Regions from separate parts of the Homo sapiens genome. Here regions 1 and 2 are each linked to region 3. The links are chromatin contacts, found by Hi-C or POLR2A ChIA-PET in ENCODE. All regions are on one chromosome and are shown on one strand. The core of a region is the stretch at or near the end of the contact, and the rest is flanking DNA. Distances in the headings are between cores, read along the strand shown. Region 1 has its middle 110 kb from the start of THY1. Region 2 overlaps USP2-AS1 (USP2 antisense RNA 1). Region 3 holds the start of C1QTNF5 (C1q and TNF related 5).

Evidence for each region. Hi-C counts contacts between places; a loop is a spot of excess contacts on that map. ChIA-PET counts read pairs that join two places held with the same protein, here RNA polymerase II (POLR2A). Pooled maps may share reads with other maps.
Region 1: a loop to region 3 is called in a pooled map, with 2.5 times the contacts of the local background. The contact joins the enhancer-like site here to the promoter of C1QTNF5 in region 3. A Hi-C loop is called at or near these places in 1 of 50 pooled maps. POLR2A ChIA-PET finds 5 or more read pairs at or near these places in 2 of 52 experiments (BJ and WTC11).
Region 2: a map of dorsolateral prefrontal cortex shows a loop between it and region 3 (10-fold over the local background). The contact joins the enhancer-like site here to the promoter of C1QTNF5 in region 3. A Hi-C loop is called at or near these places in 17 of 168 maps with a recorded cell type or tissue (Caco-2, GM12878, HUES64 and 12 more), 2 of 37 single-sample maps with no recorded cell type and 17 of 50 pooled maps. POLR2A ChIA-PET finds 5 or more read pairs at or near these places in 11 of 52 experiments (AG04449, AG04450, BJ and 7 more).

The regions. Positions count from the first base shown.
Region 1 is chr11:119,531,780-119,536,237 of GRCh38, forward strand. No RefSeq gene overlaps it. Among named protein-coding and RNA genes, the nearest start is that of THY1, 110 kb to the left of the region's middle. RefSeq lists an enhancer at 1,878-2,407. Within about 2 kb of position 2,237, at least 4 of the 41 ENCODE cell types and tissues checked have a DNase peak (open chromatin) inside an H3K27ac peak, as active enhancers do.
Region 2 is chr11:119,472,747-119,477,722 of GRCh38, forward strand. All of the region lies in intron 3 of USP2-AS1 (USP2 antisense RNA 1), which reads left to right. Among named protein-coding and RNA genes, the nearest start is that of THY1, 52 kb to the left of the region's middle. RefSeq lists enhancers at 672-1,172, 2,552-2,846, 3,866-4,367, 4,368-4,867. Within about 2 kb of position 2,110, at least 2 of the 41 ENCODE cell types and tissues checked have a DNase peak (open chromatin) inside an H3K27ac peak, as active enhancers do; they include dorsolateral prefrontal cortex, where a contact is called at or near this core.
Region 3 is chr11:119,339,633-119,342,332 of GRCh38, forward strand. C1QTNF5 (C1q and TNF related 5) reads right to left here and starts at 1,251. Exons shown (of 3, transcript NM_001278431.2): 1 at 1,063-1,251; 2 at 552-808; 3 at 1-216. The coding sequence starts at 765. MFRP (membrane frizzled-related protein) reads right to left here. Exons shown (of 15, transcript NM_031433.4): 12 at 2,225-2,352; 13 at 1,063-2,140; 14 at 552-808; 15 at 1-216. The coding sequence ends at 1,916. RefSeq lists a silencer at 370-469.

The sequences.
Region 1 (4,458 bases), core at 987-3,486, 190 kb after region 3:
CCATCAGGATCTTGGCACCTGCAGGTCTGGGGGCCAGGCTGAAGCCCCCACCTTTCATTTCTAGTTTTCCACGTGAGGATTTGCCTCACCACAGCTGGCCACTGGAGCTGCAGCATCTGACACACTGAATAACTCACCTTTCAGGTGCACGCGAAGGCCTCAACCATCTGGAGAACACCTGCTGCAACAGGTAACACCCCCGTGTCCAGGCCCAAGGCCTTGTCCATTGCACACCCACAGCCCAGCCCTGTTTTCACTACCTTGATGGACAATTGTTGGAGTTAACTCTCCAACTATCCACGAACCCTGATCCATCCTGCTCACACACAGCAGTGAGCACATCGAAGCCATTTGTTCAATGTGACCCAACCCCCTGAATTGATGCTGGCTGGATTAGAAAAAGCACCTGAGCCAAGCTGGACCCATGAGAATTCAGTCTTTGGGGCACTGGAGTCAGGGCGCAGGGACAGTCTCTTCAGAGAGTTCTCTGTCTATTCCACATACATTTGGGAGCTGTGGGTGGTCACCTTGGGTCATGAGGTCTGCCCACAGAAAAAAATGAAGCAGGTGTGCAGGAGAGATGGTGACCTGGAATTCCCAGGGCCTGGTGGCTTTGCTGTCCTCAATCCTTCCTTGCTGAGGCTCCACCACACTCCTGCCTTTAGCTTCTACAAGACACTCCTAAGTTCTTTCAGTAAATTGCCTCTTTGGGCTGAAATGCTAGTTTGAGTGGGTGTCTGTAACTTGCAACCCCAGGATCTCAACCCCTCGCCACACTGTAAGTGATAAAAACATAGTGTAGTTGGGGCCCCAAGAGGACCAAAGCTAGGCACTTGCTGGGGACTTGCAGGAGGAACTGAGAAGGCCCTTGGAAACAGGTGAGAGAATGGAGGGACACCAGGTATATCTCTCCCTGGTAGGGGAGCTGTTGGGGTGGGGACCCCGGAGAGCTCATGAATGGGGCAGGTCTAGCAAAGGAGAGACCCTTTAGAGCACTGCTTCTCCTGTAGAATCAATGTCAACTTGTCAGTAAACGGACTGCTGATGCAGCAGGATCTTTAAGCCCAAGTCCCCACACTCTTTCCAGCATCCCACCTTCTGGCCAGACCCCCACTCCCACCCCCTGCCTCCATGGCTGTGTAATGCACCAGACTAGGAGTCTGAGACCTGAGTTTGAGCCCCAGTTCAGCCACTGATGGGCTGTGTGAGTTTGGGCAAGTAACCCCACCTCCCTGGGCCTTGGCCCCCTTATCCAAAACGTGGCCGCCATAATCTCCTTCTATTTTGCATGGCTCCTTCGAATTCTCCCTCCCTTCTCCGGTCCCTTCCTCCTTTGCCCCTTCCTTCTGCTTGGCACTTGCCTGCCCAGCAAGCCTCCCCTTCTGATCCATGCAGTTCAGTGCACTCCCATCCGCTTCCTACAGCTCAGGAAACTGTGAGGGCCAGGCACTGGTGTGTACGGTGCCTTTGAATCTTACTTTAGGTTAAGATGCTCACCCGGTCTCCCCTTTCAGAAGGAGACCCTCTGAGGGCAGAGATCTGGTCCTCTTCTCCTTCTTCTAGACCGCTCAGTGTGCCTGGAACAGGGCTGAGCCCACAGCAGGGTGCCTGGATGAGCCCTGCCCTGCCGGCCTGTTCCCTGACCTTTCCTCCAGCCCTTTCCCTTCCCCACCCCTGGCAGGGAGGATGCTCCAGAGCCCGCAGTCCAAACTAAGCCAGAGTTGGGGGTCCCCAGCCTCTCCAGAAAGCCAGCTCCAGCCATGGGAGGGGGCATTGCTGGCTGTTTCTTCCCCACAGGCCTGCTCTCCTCACCCCTGCACCCTTCTGTCTGGAGGGGAGGCAGTGTGCCTCACCTGAGCCAGTCACCACAGCCCCAGTGCAGCTGGCTCCTTCCCTTCCTCTCCCGCTCCCTGGCATGGACCAGCACACCGTTCTTCTCCCACCGCCCATCCTCAGTTGCCCCTCGCCTCCCCCCACCGCCTTCTGTTCCCATGCTGGCGTGTCTCCCCCCCCAGGCAGCTGGGAGCAGGGCGCCTTCGATTTCTCTATTCAGTCTGAGGCGTAGCAATTTTCTGCTCTCCCATAATTAGGGGAATTTTAAGCAAACTCCCCGACGGATGATTACAGCAGGTTCAATCCTGGCTCCTTTGATCAGGGAAGAATGAGGACGTTGTTGGAATATTCCTCAACCTGCTGGCCAGACAGGCTCTGCGGCGCACGCCCGGCTCTCGGGCTCCCCCTGGAGGGCTTTGAACTTGTGTCCTGGCGTCTGAGTGTCCCTGGGTGCTGGAGTCTCCCCAGGAGAGGACTGGGTCCAAATTCTGCTTCATGAAGGATTATCCCAGAGGTAGCTTCTCTAGCTTTGGGCCAATATCTGGGCTCAGAGCCAGAGTTGGAAGTGGTCTCTTGGGTAGGAAGGAAAGTTAAAGGGTCATGTAGGGCAGTCTCCCAGGGCTGCTGTGAATGGCCGTGCAGGCCATACACTGTGCCCTCTAGGGGACATTATTCTCCCTGTAGCTTGTGTGAATGGGACTCCTAGGGTTTGTGCAATGTCCAGCCTGCACAACACAACTGACAGCTTGAACCGCTTGAATGACTCCACTTTTCTAAAACGGCAGAAGAGCCTCCTCCTTAGGGTTGAAAGGGGCTCTCCTCTGTTTAGTCCATTTCCCTCGCCTGTTGTGCCTGCCCAAGGCAGTGTGGAAGAGAGAAAAAAGCATGGCCTTTGCAGCCACAGCCTAGAGGGGAATTCCAGTGTGAATGTTTCCTGGCCGTGTAACCTTGGGTTAGTTAATGAACCTCCCTGAACTTTAATATCAATCTTAAAGGACTGTTTTGAAGATTAAGTAAGAGATGGACTAAAACATTGCTTGGCCCTTATGAGTCCTCAATAAATATCACTCCCCTCTCCTTTCCCTGCCCACGTCACACTTTCCTCTTAAACATTTCATCTTCCCAGACAAACCCTTTCTCCTCTGTCTGCCCCAGTCCTGAGTCCCCCAAAGGCTGTGCCAGATAGCAGACTGCATAGCTATATATATATATATATTTTTTTTTTTTTTCTTTTTTAGACAGAGTCTTGTTCTGTCACCCAGGCTGGAGTGCAATGGCATGGTCTTGGCTCACTGCAACCTCTGCCTCCCGGGTTCAAACAATTCTCCTGCCTCAGCCTCCTGAGTAGCTGGGACTACAGGCGCACACCACCACACCCTGCTAATTTTTGTATTTTTGGTAGAGACGGGGTTTCGCTATGTTGGCCACGCTGGTCTCGAAATCCTGACCTCGTGATCTGCCCACTTCGACCTCCGAAAGTGTTGGGATGACAGGCGTGAGCCACCGCGCCTGGCCCAGACTGGGTATATTAATAGGCTGCTAATGTCTCTGGCATCCCCGAGCAGTGGTCCTGGCTTTTCCATAGGTTAATTAGGCCATATTTCAGGATAATTACGACTGTATATTCCTACACTAATTAAGTGGCTCTAAACCCTCTCCAGAATGCAGCTCTGTGAATCATAATTAAGCCTTACCACCAAGTTCCTCTGCCAGCCACGGAGCCCGGCGAGCAGCCTGTTGTCCCCACTCCCAGTCATGGGAAAGGCTGCGTCTGAACCATGGATTTGAAAAGGACCTATTTTCCCGGGATCAGGTCGAGATGATTCCCAATAAACATTGGATGAGGCTTTGCCCTGTTCCTCTTTTGTTTTCACAAGGAGAGAGAGGAATAGAAATACAGTGTTGATACAGGTTTATCTCCTTCTTCTCCCCGCTCTGTTGAGTAGATGTAAATGGATTCCCAGGGGATGCAGGTGGTCGGGGATGAGAAGGTGATGCATGCATGCCTAGGCATAGGGGTGCGTGTGTCAGACTTTGGTGAGTGTACGTGAGAATGTGTGTGCTATAGCTATTGTTCACTAGGGACTTATGTCTAATATTAGCCAGCCAAGTTCATGACTACCCAACAATGAAAACGCGTGTACCAGAAAACACCTGTTGGAGAGGGCTACATAGATCTTCTCATTCCCAGTTTTGTTCTTTAATTTTTTTTTCTTATTTTAGAGACAGAGTCTTTGTATTAGTCTGTTCCTCACACTGCCATAAAGAACGACTAGAGACTGAGTAATTTTTTTTTTAAAAAAAGGTTTAATTGGCTCACGGTTCTGCAGGCTGTACAGGAAGCATGGCTGGGGAAGCCTCTGGAAACTTTCAGTCATGGTGGAAGTGGAAGCAGGCATGTCTTACATGGCCAGAGCAGGAGAAGAGAGAAGAGGGGGAGGTGCCACACATTTTCAAACAATCAGATCTCATGGAAACTCACTATTACAAGAATAGCAAGGGGGAAATCCACCTCCGTGATCCAATCCCCTCCCACAGGCTCCTCTTTCAACATTGGGGATTATAATTTGACATGAGATTTGGGCAGGGACACAAATTCAAACCATATCCTGGTGGATAGTCTTG
Region 2 (4,976 bases), core at 860-3,359, 130 kb after region 3:
GATGAGGCCAAGAGCAGGAGTGCAGGGCCACAAAACGAGTCAAAGACAGCGCTCCCAGGCCAAGGATGGCTTCTTAGCCTGGCAGATGCCAGGACTGAGGTGCTGGAACAAGAGAAGCTGGGGGAGAGACAGGTGGGGTGCAGGTGGGAGGAGGGGGCACCCTGTCCTGGGGCAGGGCAGGTACAGTGTGCTCAGGGGAGGAGGAATCTGAGGGAGCGCAGTTCGAGCTGCCCACGTGTGCGTGTGTGCGTGTGCGCGTGCACAAGTGCGTGCTGGTGGTGTCGGGAGGGAAGGCAGGGAACAAGCGTTGTCTCTGCCTCCAGGAAGATGTGGTTGGCGGGGGTGGAAAGTGGCCTCTGGAGGTTTGACCAAGTTGCCTCCGGTGGCTCGTGTCTGTAATCCCAGCACTTTGGGAGGCCGAGGTGGGAGGATTGCTTGAGCCCAGGAGTTCAAGACCAGACTGAGCAATATAATGAGACCCTGCCTCTACAAAAAAATTAAAAATTAGCCAAGTGTTGTGGCACACGCCTGTGGTCTCAACTACCCGGAAGGCTGAGGTGGGAGGATTGCTTGAACTTTGGAAGTGGAAGGAGGTTGCAGTGAGCCGAGATGGCGCCACTGCATTCCAGCCTGGGTGACGAGCCTGTACTTCAGCCTGCACTCCAGCCTGGGCAAGACCCGACCCCCCACCCCTGCCAAAAAAAAGACTACTCTGGCTGCAGTGTGGAGGGCACCAGTAAAAACAGAGCAGCACCACTCTCAGCCTCATCTCATCTCCCTGAGCCACACTTCACATGGAGGCGAAGGGTGATGGCAGCATGGCTCAGGGAGGTGAGATGGCGCTGAGTGGTGCTAGGATCCGAGATCCAGGGTGAGGGCAGAGTGAGCAGGAGGGGGAGGCTGATTGAATTGGGTGCAGTGGAGGCTGGTGAGGGCCACTGACAGCAGGTGGATGGACTAGTCTGGAACCCAGAAGAAAGATCTGGGCAAGGACTTAATTTGAGAATTAAGGCTAGGTTATAGGAGCAGATGTGGCTAAGGGAATACATGCAGAGGAAAAAGAGAAGAGGCCTGAAATGGAACCCCTAGAAACACCTACATTTATAGGATAGCCTTTAGAGAAGGAGCCTCTCTGAGTTTTCTCATCTGTAAAGTGGGTATAACTATGCAGGCCGTTGTAAGGATTAGAGAAGCTGATGTATATAGTGTTGGTGCTCCATTGATGGGACAGTCACATGCCACTGAACGTCAGGGACACATTCTGAGAAATGCATTATAAGACTGTTTCGTCATTGTGGGGACATCGTAGACTGTGTTCACACAAGCCTAGGTGGTACAGCCTGCTTCGCACCTAGGCCACATGATAGAGCCTGTTGTTTCTAGGATACACACCTGTACAGCATGTGACTGTACTGAACAGTGTAGGTGACTGTAACACAATGGCAAATATTTGGGCATCTAAACACAGAAAAGGTAGAGCAAAAATACGGTATTATAATCTGATGAGATCACCACCCTATGATGTGCACGACTGGGTTTGTAACTATGACATGGTCCGCATCGCTCTTCCTCCTGTGCTACATTGTCTGTTCCAGAGCTATAGCCTGAGGACTGGGCTTCATTGCTGAATGCAGTCCTGTATCCAGACATTTGGTTCTGTTAATGCAGCCCAAAGCTGCACTTGGCTGCTGCTGAGCATGGGGTCAGCCAAGACCCCTGGATCTATGTGAAGCACGCCTTGCACCCAAGAACCCATGAGACCCTCGTCATGGACCAGGCCCCATGGCAGGAGCTAAGGGCAATTCTCAGACCTAGAATCCTCACTTGCCTTTTTCAGGCAAAGACAGGGAATTGATGGGCATCCTGAGCCTCCGTCCTTCAGTGCTCTGGGAGCCCAGGCAGCTGTCAGGAAAGGGACAAGGCCAGGGACTGGGAATGTGGAGGGAAGGGGCAGGTTTGAGGAGATCCTGGGTGATGAGAGAGGGACTCTCCAGGCTAGGGCATAGATGCCCTGGGTCCCCCTATCCCAGCCTCTTACATCTCTCAGTGAAGCCATGTCCGCTGCCCATGACAGGGAGTCTGGCTGTAACCATCTTTTGGAAGCTGGATGCCGGGCTAGTGGCAGTGGTTGGAGCAATGCTACCTCCTAGTGGTCTGATCTGCAAGTGCAGTCAATGGATGTGCCAGAGATCTCAGAGCTGCCCTCTGGGACCCCCACCCCACCTCTCCTGGGGTCACAGACTGCCTTTTGGTCAGCCTGTCTTAGTCTTGTCTGTAGCCACCTGTCAGCCTGCCTCCAGCTGTTTTTACCTCAGCATGTCCCTTCCGTTCTGGCTCATGTTAGCCGTCGCTCTGTGGCATATCTCTCTTACTCTGTCTGCCCTGCTGGCTTGGGCTGTCCGTTCCTCCATGTCTCATTCCATCAGTTTTCACCTCACCCTCTGCTGGGCCCTGGCTCTCTATTCTGCTTCTCACTTGTTTTGGACTTCTCCCTGCCCCCTATACCCTGTCCCTGTGTCCCCGAGCTGGGGTCATGCCTGGGGTCATGTCTGCCCTCTTCTTAACATTGAAGCTGGTTCTTGAGAAATACAGAGGCTTTTCTGCTTTTTCCAGGATGAGTCAGGAACTCCTGGAGTGAGAAGGGCTCAGGCCTCACCCAGCAGTGACCTCAGAGAGGGTGTGCAAGGTCAGAAGAGCCTCCAGCTGAGCTCAGCACTGTGACAACAGACTTTCCAAAATATGCTTAAGGGTCTGGCCGGGGCTGGACATGCTCCAGCAGGTGTCAGGGAAGAAGAATGAGCAAGCTGGCTGAGTCTGAGCCTGGCCCCGCCTAATGTTGTCTCCTCCCTGAAGCCTCCCCTCCCTTCTGTGCTACCACAGTTCTTAGGTCTGTGGCGTCCTGAAGCCACTGGTGCCATGTGATGGTTTGCATTTCAATTAATTAAAATTACATGAAATGAAAGACTCAGTTCCTCAGTCACACTAGCCACATTTCAGATGCTGAATGTCCACACATGGCTAATGGCTGTTGACCATATTGAGTAGCACAGAAGAGAACATTAGCCGCATCACGGAAAGTTCCATTAGTCAGCACCTTCTTAGAATAATCTTTGGAAAACATCCCTTTCTTCTTTTACTTTCCTACCCTCAGAGGGAGGATAGGATCATAATGTGTCCATCTCAGGATCCCTAGGGTCCAGCATGTCACGTTATATACATTTGTTGGCTGGTTGGCTAGATGGATATATGGATGGATGGGTGAAGGGAGGGAGGGAGAGAGGGATGGGTATATGGGTGGATAGATGGGTGGGTAGATAAGTAGATGGATGATGGATGGATGGATATATAGATGAATAGATGGATGGTGGGTGGGTGGGTGGAAAGATGGGTAGGTAGACGAATAGATGGATGAATGATGGATAGTGGGTGGGTGGAAAGATGGGTAGGTAGATGAATAGATGGATGAATGATGGATAATGGATGGATATATAGATGGATGGATATATAGGTGGATGAGTGGGTGGATGAGTGGGTGGATATACGGATGGATGGATGGGTGGATGGGTGGATGGTTGGATAAATGAATGGATAGATGGATGGATGAGTGGATGGATGGTTGGGTGGGTGGCTGGACATGTGGCTGAGTAGATGAATGGATGGATGGATATATGGATGGATGGATGGATAGATGGAAGCTTGAATTCCCAAATTTCTATGCCATGGAAGTCACAGGGGGACCAAGGAAGTGGGCAGAGTTGCCTCTGAACTGGCCAGGTGAGCTGGTCTGTGGAGATGTTGCTCTGCTCCAGGTTCTGCAAATGAACAGAGGGGCTTTGATGACCCTCAGCCTGAAAACTTGAACTTGTGAGTAGCTCTCAGGGGACTTAGAGCTACAAGAGCTTGGGGGTTTCTGCAGGTAAAGCGAAGGACTGAAGGGTCAGCTGTGGGGACTTCCTGTTTCAGGGTGAGCACCTAGCTGTGTCTAGGGTGGAAGTAGCCAAGGTGGCTGGGAGTGGATGAGCTGGAGGAAGGGTAGCCAGATCCAGGCCTCAGGGATGGGCTGTCTGGGCTCACCCTTCTGCAGCTTGAACCCCAAGGAGTGGGGCCAGGTTCTGGGAGAGGGATGGGGCAGCTGCAAGGCTTGAGTCCAGCTCAGTCAAGGGCAGACAGGAGTTGAGGCCAACCTGGGAGGAACCCTTCCCAACACAAACCGTTACCAGCAGCTGGACCTGGACAGCCAGGGCGGTAGTGGTCTGACCCAGAGCAGGAGTCTGATCCAGCAGGAGCAGGAGCTCAGTGGCAGCCTCTGTTCTATCCCCATGGGCTGCTCTCCACTCAGTACTCCGGAAGGCTCCTGAGCAAACTTGCTGCCTTGTTTGGACTGCTCTGAAGGGGAAAGGATCTGCTCATCCCTGGGCGGGAGAGAGGGTGGTGCACGCCACAGTTAATTCAACAGACACTTGCTGAGCACTCACTGGCTGCCAGGCGTGTGTCAGCGCGGGGGGTCTGTGTTGAGGATGCCACAGTCTTGCCCTGGAGAGTACCTGACCCTAGCAGACGTCAGGTGACCCAGAGCCACAGAAGAGCAGAGGAAGGAATGAAGAGGGCGGGACTGTGGCTTCGCAGGGGCACGGCTTGCAGAGGTCAGTGTGCCGATTCTGCAGCCTCACTGTGCAGGTTCCACTTACAGATAGATGGTAGTAGCATCACGGGCAAATTACTTGGCCTTTTGTGACTCCTATTTGTTTGTTTGTGTTTTTGAAATCTACAATGCAGGATAGTAAAGTAATAGTGTGGAACCCATAGAACTGTTGTGAGTTCATTCATGAGAAGTGTTCAGAATGGTGCCTGGTACACAGCAAGCATTATATAAACCCATGCTATTAGCATTACGGAGCTACCTCTCTCCGCTTTGGTTCTACTGGATTGATCAGACACCTTCTTCCCCAGGGAGGTAGCTGGAGGGGAGCAGTGGT
Region 3 (2,700 bases), core at 1-2,500:
TGAACTTGCCGGTGACGGCGTCGTAATGTCCCTGCTCGTTCACCAGCACGCGGTCGAAGGGCAAGGGTGCGTCAGACGGCGGAGGCACCCGGCTCTCGGAGCGCTTGGCGCTGAAGGCGGATCGCGGAGGCACCGAGCACTCCCCGGCAGGCCCGGTGGGCCCCGCGGGTCCCGCCTCTCCTCGCGGCCCGGGGTCCCCTCGAGGTCCCGGCAGTCCTGCGGGGTAAGCGGGGCGGCAGGGTGAGAGTAGCGGCGGCTCAGCCCGCAGCGGGGCGGCGACTCTAAGGTCACCGTACCCCTCCCCGCCCCTGCCTGAGCTTCGGCCAGCGCCTCCTCCCGCACGGGTACCTCCTCCACCCCTTCCCGCAGGGCAGATCTGGGGGGCTGGCCAAGGGGGCTCCCGCCGCCTGGGCCCCTCCCCCGCTCAGGGCTGCAAAGCGCGGGGAGTGGCGCCCCCTGGCGGGAGACCCGAGTCCCGGACACCGGGAGCTGGAGCTGCGGCCGCGCCTGCTCGGACATCGCCACCGATAGCCGCGGCGGTGCCTTCTTACCCGGCCTCCCGCCCTCGCCTTTCTCTCCCGGAGCCCCGGGCGCGCCGTCGCGGCCGTCGCGGCCATCGCGGCCCGGCAAGCCCTGGCTGCCATGGTGGCCCGGCGTGCCTGGAAGGCCGGGGTGCCCCGGGCAGAGGCTGGGGATCTTGTTGTCGTCCAGTGGGGGCGAGCCGGCCGCCAGGCCCAGGAGCAGCAGGACGAGGAGTGGCCTCATAGCGCTGGCACCGGGAGCCCGGACGCCGGGGTCCTCTCGCAGTCTGTGGACCAGGCAGGACTGGAGTCGGGACCCAGAATCCTGGGACCTGCCTCTCTCCCCACCCCGGCGCGGCCCAGTCGGTCCCCACCCCACTGCCGTGCCCCTGAGGCTGAGCGCTCGCAGGGCCGAGCATCCGGAGAGCACAGGCAGGCGCGAGAGGGTGGGAGCGGCCAGCCCTCCCTCCCACCGCCGGCCCGCGCCAGCCTTTCCCACAGTCCCCTCCCCAGCCCCTTTCCCCTCCTCCGCCAGACTCACCCCCCCTCCCGGCTCCCCGATGGCCTCCTTCGGGGCGCTCGCTACTCCGGACCCTCCAGTTGGTGGTGCTCCAGCCCCCGCGCTTCTCCCCGGCCAGGCGCCCCCTGCCCTGCCGTCACCCCAGTCCTGGTTCGCTCCCTGCCGGCTCCGCTTTCCTCCTCCCAGACTCCAAGAGGAAACCAGTTGTTCAGGGGCCAAGAGCTCCCGGACCGGGAAATAGCTGGGAAATAACTCGTGGTGTCGCCCGGCGGCCGGCCAAAGTTTAGGGGGAGAAAGGAGGGGGAGAGAGACTTGAGCTGGGCACAGAGAGGCAGAACTTCGAGAGACGGACACACAGGGCACCTCCTGTTCCCAGGGCCAGAGGAGAGGCAGGGCAGTGGCAGAGACCAAGGACCAGACCCCATTTCAGGGAGAAATACGCAGAGAGATGAGGGTGGAGAGTTCTAGAGGCAGACAGCCAGTTGGATCCCTAGGGCCTAGGACAGGGGCCTGCCACATGAATAGATGCTCAGTACATTTTTGTTGAATCAAGGAAAAGGTCAGAAGGCAGGCGATGGAGAAGCTGAAAAAGCAGATGGAAAGGGGAAGAGGCCTGGATGGGAAGTGGTCTCGATTGTCCGGTGGCACAGTGTGGGGCCAGTCAGCAGCCTGGGACCGGTAAAGGGACAGGAAGGAGCAGGGAGGGTGGTAGGGTCCCATGAGCCCCAGCTGAGGACTTCTCTTCCCCCTCCCTGGGAGCCCCAGAGAAGGATGGGTAGAGACCCTGCTGATGCTCCTTCCTTTGTTCCCCTGCGTGCCAGCCCTGACCGGCAAAAGAGGACGGGCAGGAAGAGGGCAGGGGCCGGCTTCAGGGTCAGGGCTGGGCACAAGCTTCCAGGTCAGCTGCCTCTGGCAGCCTGTTGCAGTTGAAGGGCCAGGGGGTGCCCAGTAGTGCCAGGCCAGACTGGCACTGGTGCTCCGCTTCCTGGCAGACAGAGCGGCAAGGGGGCAGAACACTGCCTAGTGGGGTGCAACGGGGCACAAGCAGCCCACACAGGAGCCTCCGGAAATGCTGGTAGCAGGGCAGGCTTGTCAGGCTCTGCGGAGGGAGAGTGGCCTTCAGGCACCTGCTCCCAGGCTCCTCCCCTCCCAGGCCCGCCCTCCTTCCCTCCACCCAGAAGACCTTGTAACCGCTGAGGACCTCTACCACCTCCTCCTGGGTGATCATGCCCACCCAGATGTTAGGGAAGGCTGTGGTGTTGTAGCTCAGACCGAGGCACATCTCCACCTGGACAGGCTCACAGGCCAGCTCTGCAGGGGTGGAGGGGAGGGCCACTGTGGGGACTGCTCACTGGCTCTGTGGCCTGTGGCAAGTCACCGAATCGCTCGGTCCTGTGTGTACATGGGTCCAATGGGGGTGGTTGTGAGGAAGCAAGAGGATAACAAAGAGACAGGCTGTACACACTCTGAGGATCCCTGCCATCCCTGAGAGCCTGCTCCAGCATCGCTTGCCAGCCCTGGGCATCATGCAGGCACGTCTTTAATCTCAGGGAACATGGGGCACCCGCGTTTGCAGGGACTGCTTGGGCATCTGGAAGAAACCCCCTGCTCTGTGTAAGAGGATGCCTTCATCTTTGGTGTGGGCTGTGGAAAGGGGCT